2 separate regions of the Homo sapiens genome follow, and region 2 is linked to region 1. A link is a loop called in an ENCODE intact Hi-C map of the cell type or tissue named here. Cell type or tissue: heart right ventricle. All regions are shown on one strand. Each heading gives the region's core, and the rest is flanking DNA. Links, peaks and the distances in the headings are about the cores only.

Evidence for each region. Hi-C counts contacts between places; a loop is a spot of excess contacts. Peaks named below come from ENCODE experiments on the same cell type or tissue, not always from the same donor. Only the 100,000 strongest peaks of a DNase experiment are listed, where the experiment ranks them.
Region 2: it touches region 1 in a loop (2.0-fold over the local background); 1 of 110 quality-filtered maps calls a loop at or near these places.

The regions. Positions count from the first base shown.
Region 1 is chr12:68,557,748-68,563,131 of GRCh38, reverse strand. No RefSeq gene overlaps it. Among named protein-coding and RNA genes, the nearest start is that of RAP1B, 50 kb to the left of the region's middle. In heart right ventricle, for the core only: no CTCF peak of the experiment used is centred there; a DNase peak (open chromatin) is centred at 2,981; H3K27ac peaks cover 1,303 bases.
Region 2 is chr12:68,492,124-68,497,507 of GRCh38, reverse strand. No RefSeq gene overlaps it. Among named protein-coding and RNA genes, the nearest start is that of LINC02384, 43 kb to the right of the region's middle. In heart right ventricle, for the core only: no CTCF peak of the experiment used is centred there; no DNase peak of the experiment used is centred there; H3K27ac peaks cover 1,619 bases.

The DNA of each region.
Region 1 (5,384 bases), core at 54-5,053:
ATATTTATACTGACGAAAATAAAGCATATTTTCTCCTTGGTGTTTTTACACAGATACCTCTTATTAACTAAAGTTAGATTACCTAGGCAACTTTGAGGGATTATATGAATTACATGCTATTAAAGCTATCATTGTGGTCAAGAGTTTAGGTACTATTTTCAGCCCTGGCTGTGTATTGCAATGGTATGCAGATGAAAAATGTATAAATGCATGACCTTGTCAATAAAAACAAAATGAATAAGCAACACCAATGACAGTTTTGTTGGAACCAATTCCCCCCTCCCTTTTTTTCTGGAAATATGTGGCTGGCACACAGTAATAGGCTTATGAATTGAACAATTTAATACTTTATTAAAATAAAAGCAAATTAAACAGAAAGGATTGAGTTCATCTTTAGTTAAGAATGCCAGTGGCTTGGCTCTGGGAAGATGTGTCGGAGGGAGAAGAAAAAAGGGATCACTTAAGGGATTAAGTATATGAGGATCCATGAGAATTTCACGTAGACCCTGCGAAGTCCAATTTGATTGTTTCTTGATTACATTTTTACATTCTTCTGAAAGGGTCTTCAGAATTAAAGAGCAGTTTGAGGAGCAGGGAAGAATGAACAAGAATACCAAGTTTCTCAGAAGCTGGTGAAGTACTACCTACGACTCTGATTGCCTTTAATGTCATGGAGGAAGCTCTAACCCAGCTGCTTCACATAAGGGTGCAAAGCTACGACAACTCGGGTGACCTAGAGCAGCTGAACCAGTCCAGGTTTATGCCTGATCTATCTCATGGCATAAAACATTCTTTAAAAAACAACAACAGCAACAAAAATCTAGCATTTGCTTTCTAATTCTCTCAAAGCACCATGCAAATATTTATTGATCTTCCCAATGTCTGATAAAGAAGATACTAAAACAATTTATTTTATAAATCATTAGTGAGTGGACGAGTGTCGTAGGATGGCATTTTGTGATTTCTTAAACTTCGACTTCTGAGTTCTAATTATCTTCTGGTGCTATGTGATAACAGCGTGTAATAGGAAAAACGCGTTTGACTTTCAGGTCAGAGTGATCTGGGTCTGCATTCCAAACCAATCACGTAATTAGCCTCGTGGCATTGAACAAATTCCTTAATCTTTCTGAACCTCAGTTTCTTCATCTATAAAATGGGTATAGTAATACTAGCTTATTGTAACCATTAAAAAGGCTGTGTGTAAAATTTCTGGCACTCGGCAAGCCCTCAACACATAATAAAAGTTACAATAGTTCTTGTTTTTTTTTTTTTTTTTTTTTTTGAGAGGGAGTCTCGCTCTGTCCCCCAGGCTGGAGCGCAGTGGCGTGATCTCGGCTCATTGCAAGCTCTGCCTCCCGGGTTCACGCCGTTCTCCTGTCTCAGCCTCCTGAATAGCTGGGACTACAGGCGCCCGCCACCAGGCCCGGCTAATTTTTTGTATTTTTAGTAGAGATGTGGTTTCACCGTGTTAGCCAGGATGGTCTGGATCTCCTCACCTCGTGATCCGCCCGCCTCGGCCTCCCAAAGTGCTGGGATTACAGGCGTGAGCCACTGTGCCCAGCATTTTTTTTTTTCTTTTTGAGATAGGGTCTCATGTTGTCAGCAGACTGGAGTACAGTGGTGCCATCTTGGCTCACTGCAACCTCTGGGGTTCAAGTGATTCTCCCACCTCAGCCTCCCGAGTAGCTGGGACTACAGGCACGCGCCACTATGTCTAGCTAATTTTTTGAATGTTTTGTGGAGATGGGTTTTTGCCATGTTGCCCAGGCTTGTCTCCAACTCCTGAGCTCGAGCGATCCTCCTGCCTCAGCCTCCCAAAGTGCTGGGATTACTGGCATGAGCCACTGCACCCGGCCTTGTTTTGTTAATTGTATCTATTGCATCACATGAAGAGAAAATACTCACCAATTCTAGCCTGGGGCATTAGGCATTTATTGCTTTCAGTAGATGTTCTCAATTGTGCATAGATCATAGACCCGAACTGATGTTTTTAACCCCTCTGATGAGGCATCACAAGGACAAAAATTTAATTTTATCCAGGATGTATTTGTTAGTCTTTGGCCAAGCTCTTAGCCAGATCTTTTGTAGGATTCCGTTGAAAGTCCTAAAAGAAATAATTCATTTAGTATTTACACTCCATCACTTAAATGTTATGTATTTTAGGATTAAGCAACATCTGGAATTAACCTCTATTTATACAGTTAATTTTTTTTAAAGCCAACAGATGACTCCTTTTGGCACTCTTCTGATAAAATTCTGTCCAGGCCCACAGAGTGATAATCTTGAGACCGGCTGCTCACCTCTCCTAGCCTCCTCCAGTGCCACAGGCCTAGTTGACCTCTGCTGGGTTTCCTGGGGGTGGGCCTGGCCCCCTTCTGCTCACTTCTGGGCCATTTGCCTTGACTTGCTTGGCCCACTCCAGCTGCTTCCCATTCATTTCCTGGCTTCTGAGCTTGCAGAGGGCTTGGGAATTCTTCCCAACTCAGGCAGCCACCAGCATTCTTCCCAGCTGGCAGTTTTCCTGCTAAATGGGAGCCTTCCTCTTGCAGTGTCCTCCACCTGTCTGCAGCTATATCGCCTCTAGACTTGTCCATGGCCCTGGAGCTCAGTGCTCATGTGACACAGCCTGAGCTGAATTCCTGCTCAAGGCTGCAGGGGAGGCCACCAGCTCCACACTTTATTCAGGGCAATGGAAATCCCCTCTTCCCTCGCTATGGTTCCCACCCCCAGTCAGCAGGGGAGCATCCTCTGAGCAGATTGCCATACGTGCCTGTTTCTGCTTCCATTTCCCCAAATGAGAACACTACTGAAGGTCAGCAGAGCTTGGAAACAGCTCACCAGGGTTAAGTCATGGAAAACACCAGTGATCCAGACAGGAAATAGGGGCCACGAGTAGTTTCAGATAGTGACAAAAAACAGGAGTGGCTGAACATTCACACTGTGGATAAGTGGAGTTGGCCACCGCCTGATGCAATTTGTGTCTCCGAGGGTGGCTTCCATTGGCTTTACGCAGTGCCTGAAGTTCTAGTTCCTAGCCCAACTTCCTCTTTCCAGTAGAAGCAGGGTGTGGTGCAGCATTTTCCAGAGTGCTCCTTGCAGTACAAATCCCCTGAGGTGCTCCTTGAGAAAAGGTTTTCATACTTGAATAACACTGCACAATGCTGCACGCTATAGCTCCTTCAAGAAGATCACAGAGTGCATTCATATATTAAGACTATTCGCGCTTGGAAGCTGTGCTTTATCCAGAGGCTCTGAAAGTTATTGGACTACAGAATGCTTCCTTCAAATAACACTTAATCATAATCAGTAAAATTAATGCTCAATGGACATACTGTTCTTTTGTTTGTTTGTTTGTTTCTATTTGAGTTGGAGTCTTGCTCTGCCGTCCAGGCTGGAGTGCAGTGATGTGAGCATGGCACACTGCAGCCTCGAACTTATGGGCTCAAATGATCCTCCCATCTCAGCCTCCCATTACCATGCATGCTAATTTTTTCTATTTGCTATTTTTATTTTTTTGTAGAGTCAAAGCCTCACTATGTTGCCCAGGCTGGTCTTGAACTCCTGGGGTCAAGTGATCCTCCTGCCTCAGCCTACCAAAGTGCTGGGAATATAGTCATGAGTCATGGCACCCTGTTCAACATGCTATTTTTTAAGCCAAGAACACACCTACCTCAGGGCCTTTGTCCTTGCTGGTCCTTCTACTTGCTATGACCTGTCTATGGATATTCACATGACTCACTTCCTCAACTGCTCAAAAGAGGTTTTCTCTGAATGTCCTATCTAAATGACTCTCCCCATTCACTTCAATACAGTCACTTTCTCTTTATCCCCTTATCCGGCTTTGTTATTTTCTATAGCAGTTATAACTCCCTGGCATTATAAATCATTGATTTATTATGTAATAATTAATTTATTTTTGATAAATGTATTGTAGTTAAAATGAAAGCTCCCTGACGGCAGAGGCATTGGTGCCCCCTGTTGTATCCTCAGCTCTAGAACTCTGCCTCTTTCTCTCTCAGTATGACCTTGAGCAAATCCCTTCATCACTTGGACCCTCAATTTCTTTAGGTAAGATGAAGAAAAACAATATCCATTCTGCTTCTCTCATGGGACCATGAGGAGGATCAGGTGAGAACTGGGCTGTGATAGTGCTTGTAAACTGTCAGGAGCTAAAAAATATAGGTTATTTTATATTATTATAAATAATATAGGTTATTATATATTATATAACATATATATAATATATTACCTATATAATATATTACCTATATATTACCTATATAATATAGGTTATTATATATTATTAAACATATATCTATGAACATAATAAATATATTATTAAAGACAAAATGCAAAACAGAAAAGGGAGGTAACCCCCATGGTGAGAGCAGATGAACTAGGAATGTGAGGATAGGTTGTTTTGACAAAAAAGAGGGGCAGGGTAGAAGAAACTCTAAAGAGGCAGTGTGACCTAGAGAGAGCAAAGACCCGTTGATACTGTCCTGAATCACAGGAAATGGGAGAAATACTTAAGAGAGGGAAGAAAGTTTCACTAGTAGAGCTTGTTAGTATAATCTAGTAGTTACTGCTCTTTGGATGCTTCCATATCTCTGACACTTTGATTTTTAAACAAATTTTGTTTAATCCATAGGAAAGTCCTATAGGGTAAGTATCATCTAGGTTTTATTCACAAGGAAACTGAAGCAGAGGGAGTTTCAATACCATACTGTACCCAAGGCCACATAGGGAGTGACAATCCAGATCTCAATGCCAACCTGAGGCTGCCAGACAAGGCAGTCTTGGCTCCCACAGAGCCTAATGGGTCTCCTCCTCGCCCTACTTGGAGGTGGCCCTGTAAGAGTGAGGACAAGGTTAACCAGAGAACTTCTGTTAGCCTCTTCCTTAGCTCTCTCTAGAAAAACAGTTTGAACTGTAAACCTACAGTGGTGCCACAAACCTAGTTGATGTATAGAACCATCCACTGAATTGCTCTTTAGGGGAGGGAGCAGGGAAAGGACAGAGGAAGGTAGGTAGTTTTTAAAGTATAACAATGGTTATGACTTTGTTATTTGAGGAAATGTACGTATGTTCAGAAAATGGAAGTTGAGGCTGGGCTGCATGGAGGCTGCTGTTTGTCTTGTATTATTTTCTGCTGCAAGGGCTTATATCCTCTCATATCCTGTTTCTCTTTATTTTTAAAACCATGTGTCAATATTTTGTTTGCATTAACTAATTATCTGTGTGTCTCCATCTGAGACAATCTAAAAATTATTAAAGACTTCAGTAGCAAATCTGGGAATGGAATAAACGGAATGAGATCTATTATAAGATTCTTCTCTGTGTTACCAATGTTTGCCTAATGAGGTTTTACGTCAACTTTGAAA
Region 2 (5,384 bases), core at 304-5,303, 66 kb after region 1:
AATATTTTGAGGTGAATGACTGAGTTAGTAAATGAAAGTTTCTCTTTATCCGGTGGGTACTTGATTAATACCTACATTTAAAGCTATCATTCAGGGGAGGGAAGGGGATGGGTCTGGTATTTGTCGAATTACTTCTGCCTACTAAGCTCTGTACTAGGAAGTTTCCATTACAGGATTTCACTTTAGGTGCAACCATCCTGCTGGTTGGGTTCTATCATCTTTTTTTGTCAAATGGAGAAACAGAAACTGCAAATTACTCAACTTGTATTTTCAGAGAGATTTAGTAATGTGAACAAAGTCATTCATCTAGTAAGTGGCTGGACCGGAATTCTAACGCAAGTCTGAAAAAAAGTCTTAGCATATACCTATACATATTAGGAAAAAAGGGAGAATTCAGCAGTTATTATGATAAATGAGGGGCAGCCCTCATCTTGTAGTTTACACTTACCCTCTTAAATACGTATCTAAGGAGAAGCGGGAGGTGGGATGGGGCTTGGATTAGGCAATATGTATGGTGGTTAAGCAAGTGGACTCAGAGTTAGACAACCTGGGTACAGAGCCTGGTTCTGTCTCCTTTTAGTTGTGTGACCTTGAGCAAATTATTTACCTTCCTCGAGCCTCAGGTTCTTTAACTGTAAAAATTGGTGGAGGGGAATACTCATCATTTCTATCTCACTGGATGTTGTTAGAATGAAATGAAAGAATGAACATAAACACTTAGCCAAGTGCTTGGCACACACTAATGCTCAAGACCTTATTATCATAATTATCCAATGCTCCATATTTACTACCCAAAGTCAACAGATAATTGCTTATCTTCCTACTTTCTTAATGTTTGGTAAATGCAGTGTTAAAGTGGAAGACAAGTCCACTCAATAGATCTGCAGCCAGAGTATTGGGTTTGGAATCATTCAATCGGAGTTTGGTTCCTGGTTCAGCTTCGTAATCTTGTCTAGACACGTTGCTCAGTTTCTCTGGACTCAATTTTCTTACCTGTAAAATAGTGATCAAAACTATACCTAGCTTACAGAATTCTTGCCAGGCAAGAATTGCTAAGACAAGGAGTACACGAAAGGGCATTTAAGCTAGTCTAAGAGAGTCAGGAGGATCTCCTGGAAGGGAATGAAGCCCAAGTGGACACCTAGAAAAGAAAAGAACTTGTCAACTATGATATACACTTATGTCAATAATACATTATTATTTAAATAACATAAGTATATATAACTGACATTTAAAGTTATTTTGGACTGTATTTCCCATTTTACTGATTTTTCTTCAGATAAAACCTTTGAATTTCATTAAGTTTTAAGAAGAGAAATGCCATGATTTATTTTTTTTTGGTAGATTGTAAGTATCTCCAAAATTTGGTCCATCATTTTCCTAAAGATGTTTCTAGTGAAACGCTAGTCTTCTGCAATATCTTCAATCATCAACTGTGTAAAGTGAGAACTAAAATAAATATAGACTGAAACTCTTTCTTGCTTTCATATTGAATGAGATAAGTGCATGAGCTGAGAGAGAGGGAGAGAGAGAAAAACACATGTTTACATCTTGGATGTGATCCTGAGTTATTCCCTGGATATAAATAAGACACTTTGAAAGGCACATTAACTTTTCCAGGTCACGAGGGTTTTCATTAGAATGCTGGACTATAAATAGTTCCCTAGTGAGGTAAAGGAAATGATGCCCTATTCCTTCTCACTCCCAGAGTTCTTAGCACACTGGAGAACAACATTCTTTTGCAAGTGTTTGGCTTACTATGTGCTGGTATTGTTTATAAGGTCAAATTTTGGATTAACCTTTTGAGATTTAAAATAAAATCAGACAAGGGAATCTTTGTGAACATTTTATTTCTTAGGGAAAATTATTTTACATGGAATTTACCTAGTGTACCACATAAAAATTCTTAACACAGAGTATCTCGCACAGTGTAAAAATATATTTCCCTTGAGTAGCTTAAATGTCATCATGTTTGGTACAAAATAGGAAATACTTCATTCTGCAAATTACCTTGCCAGAGCTTCTCTGCTATGATCTCATACATAACAGTGATATCTATATAGAAAAGGATAATTGAGGAATTACCTGGTGAATTCAAACAACAGCGTCAGTCACAAGTGATAATTCAGATAGTATTTTGTTTTGTTATCTTTTATTGTTAAATTTTTTTATTGTTATTATTTTTTAAGAAACAGAGTCTTACTCTGTCGCCCAGGCTGGAATGCAGTGGCCTAATCATAGGTCACTTGCAGCCTCGAATTCCTGGACTCAAATGATACTCCTACCTTAGCCTCCTGGGTAGCTGGGACTACAGGCATGTGCCACTATGCCTGGTTAATTTTCTTTTTCTTTCTTTTTTTTTTTTTCCCCCTTGTTAATTAAAAAAATTTTTTTTGTAGAGTTGAGTTCTGGCTGTGTTGCCTAGGCTGGTGGAAAACTGCTGCCCTCAAGTGATCCTTCTGCCTTGGCCTCCCAAAGTGTTGGAATTACAGTGAGCCACTGTGCTTGGCCTGTTTTGTTACCTTTTTAGAGCAAGATTATCTGTCTAAAGAATTAAAAAATTACCTATACTTATTTCAATGTATTTTGTCTGAAGTATTTCTGGGAGATGCATTGAACAGGCCACATTGGGATGAAGTGTGTTTGTTAGAATAGTAAGATCTGGCACATGGCTGGTCATGTCAGGTTTTTGCTGGATTATAACTGCTTGAGGACACAAACTGTATCTTATTTATCTTTGAATCCCTCTGGTGTCTTGAATGTAGTAGGCATTCTCTAAATAGTTATCAAGTTGATTGAAATTCATTTTGTTACGAAAATAATTTCTGGGCCTCCTAGGAATCAGACAGTGTTTGAAAAATATATCCCTCAATGCTCATTATTACATTTGGTTTAGTTTCTCGTGGGGACCCATATATGTTATTGAAACATAAAATATATCTGTAATAGGAAAATATGGATGTGACAAGAAAAGTAGCAGCAAAAATTGGGCAGCAACCTTTGGTAAATATGAGTAAAATCGATGCAGACCTGCTGACCTAACAGAATTCTTACAGATTTAGAGTTTTTGGAAACTGTTTCCACGGTTCTTGTACATTATACAGTTTGTCTTACTTTTCTCTTTTGACAGTTTTATTATTAAGTAAGCCAGAAAATGAGATGAGGAGATGCTTATCTCTCTCTCTCTCTCTCTCTCTCTGTGTGTGTGTGTGTGTGTGTGTGTGTGTGTGTGTGTGTGTGTGTAAACAAGAAGCCAATACAATTTCATCTCAATAAGATGAGCCCTGCTTAGGAGGATAATGACCATTAATTGAGAGACTAATATGTACCAGGCAGTCTTTAAATACATTAACATAGTTAATGCATACAACAACCCTATGAGGTACCTGTTATTTCCATTTTTAAAGTTTATAAGCTGATGTTCAGAGATGTTTAATAATTTTCTCAAGCTCACATAGTTAGTGGCTGAGCTGGGATTCACACCCAAAACTCTTTGACTAGTGAATCAGTTTTCTTCCCCTGTATTGTGCTTGACACAGAGGAGGCACCCACGCACGCTTATTCTTAGCAGTGTCAAAACATCTTTTTTTTGGGGGCACCATTTGTCTGTAATTATTACCTGTAGAATCTTTCTTTGAGCCTTAAAGCCAGATTAAGGCTTTGCTTATGTACAGCAGTAAAATAGTCCAATCTTAGCTTCCAGTACTGGCGATATTTTCTGGAAAGTCGGTAACTGGACAAAAGTGAGTCACTTTGAATAAAAGAAAAAAAGTGAAATAGGGTGTTTAAATAAATAAATAATAAAAAGTGAAATAACATTTTCATGTGTTTGCTTCTACTCAGAATTCAAATTGCTCAATTCGTTGCATTAGGAAAAGACAAAGGATTAAACACCCTCATATAGTTTTTGAGACAAAGTCTGGCTGTGTCGCTCAGGCTGGAGTGCAGTGGTGCAATCACAGCTCACTGCAACCTCTGTCTCCCAGGTCAAGCCATCCTCCCACCTCAGCCTTCTGACAACTGGGACTGCAAGTGTGCACCACCATGCCCATGTCTGGCGAATTTTTGTATTTTTAGTAGAGATGGGGTTTTGCTATGTTGCCCAGGCTGGCCTCAAATTCCTGACCTCAAGTGATCCGCCCTCTTTGGCCTCCCAAAGTGCTGGGATCACAGGTGTGAGCCACCGCACCTGGCCTCACTTTTTAAACTATTGAATTAGTATCCTAGAGTTTTTACTTTCAGGCAGTAATAAAGACACCCTATGGAAGAGCTGCAGGTGGAAGAGGTTGAGAAGGATTCTGTGTTTCATGAGTTGATATAGGGGTCAAGGTAGTATTTTGTCTGGGGAGGAGAATGGCGATATAAGAGAAGCATGAGCTAGTTTCTAGTCAATCTTCTTTCCTATGCACACAGGATAATTACAAAGTTAAAATTAAAAGACAATTTACCTATCTGACTTTTTTGTTTCAGTGATGTCACACTCAGAAGCAGTTAAAATAGCAGATAAGGAAACCCCTGGGTCTGTTGAGATCTAAACAACCTGTTTCTTTGTTGTACTATGTACCAGGTAAGGTGGTAAACAAAAGAAGCACAGTTCCAAACCTCATGGAGCTTATATAGTCAAGGCATGGAAAGGCAATATTTTCATATAATAGTATGTAAGAACTTTCAAAGAGACATTGCAGTCAAAAAAGATTCAACTCCAAGGGTGAAAACTTGCCTCCAAAAGGCTCCTGGAGCCAGGCTACGGCTGGAAGTGTTCAGAGGGACTGTGGGAAGACAAGATAATTGAAGGAAAAATAAGGGCTCCAACTAGTTTAAGGTATTGACATCAGCAGGAGATTGCACCGCACCTAACTGGGGTTACTGGTGTTATTAAGCAATACAGACTGCCTGGGCATTAAAAACTGACTGGAGTGGGTACCATAGTGGTTTAATGCAAACTACCTTCATTGGTAACTTGAGGTAGGTATATCTGAACTCTAGCAGCTGATCACATCCACTTTCTGTGAAAAGGCTTTCATAATACTTTTTAAAAAATTATTTATTTATTTAGGTACCAGTAACAGCACATAAAATTAATCATTTTAAAGTGAATATTTTGGTGGCATTGAGTGCATTCACAATGCTGTGCAACCGTCACCTCCAGTTCCATGACATATTCATCACTCCAGAAGGGAACCCTATAGGTGTTAAGTAGTTGTTTCCCATCCCCCTTTCCGCCTGTGCCTCATATCTACAAATCTGTGTTCTGCCTCTGTGGATTTACTTTTGCTGCATACTTAATATAAATGGCATCATACAATAGGTAACCTTTTGTGTCTCACTTTTTTCACTTAGCATAATGCTTCTGAGGTTCGTCCATGTTGTAGCATGTATCAGTA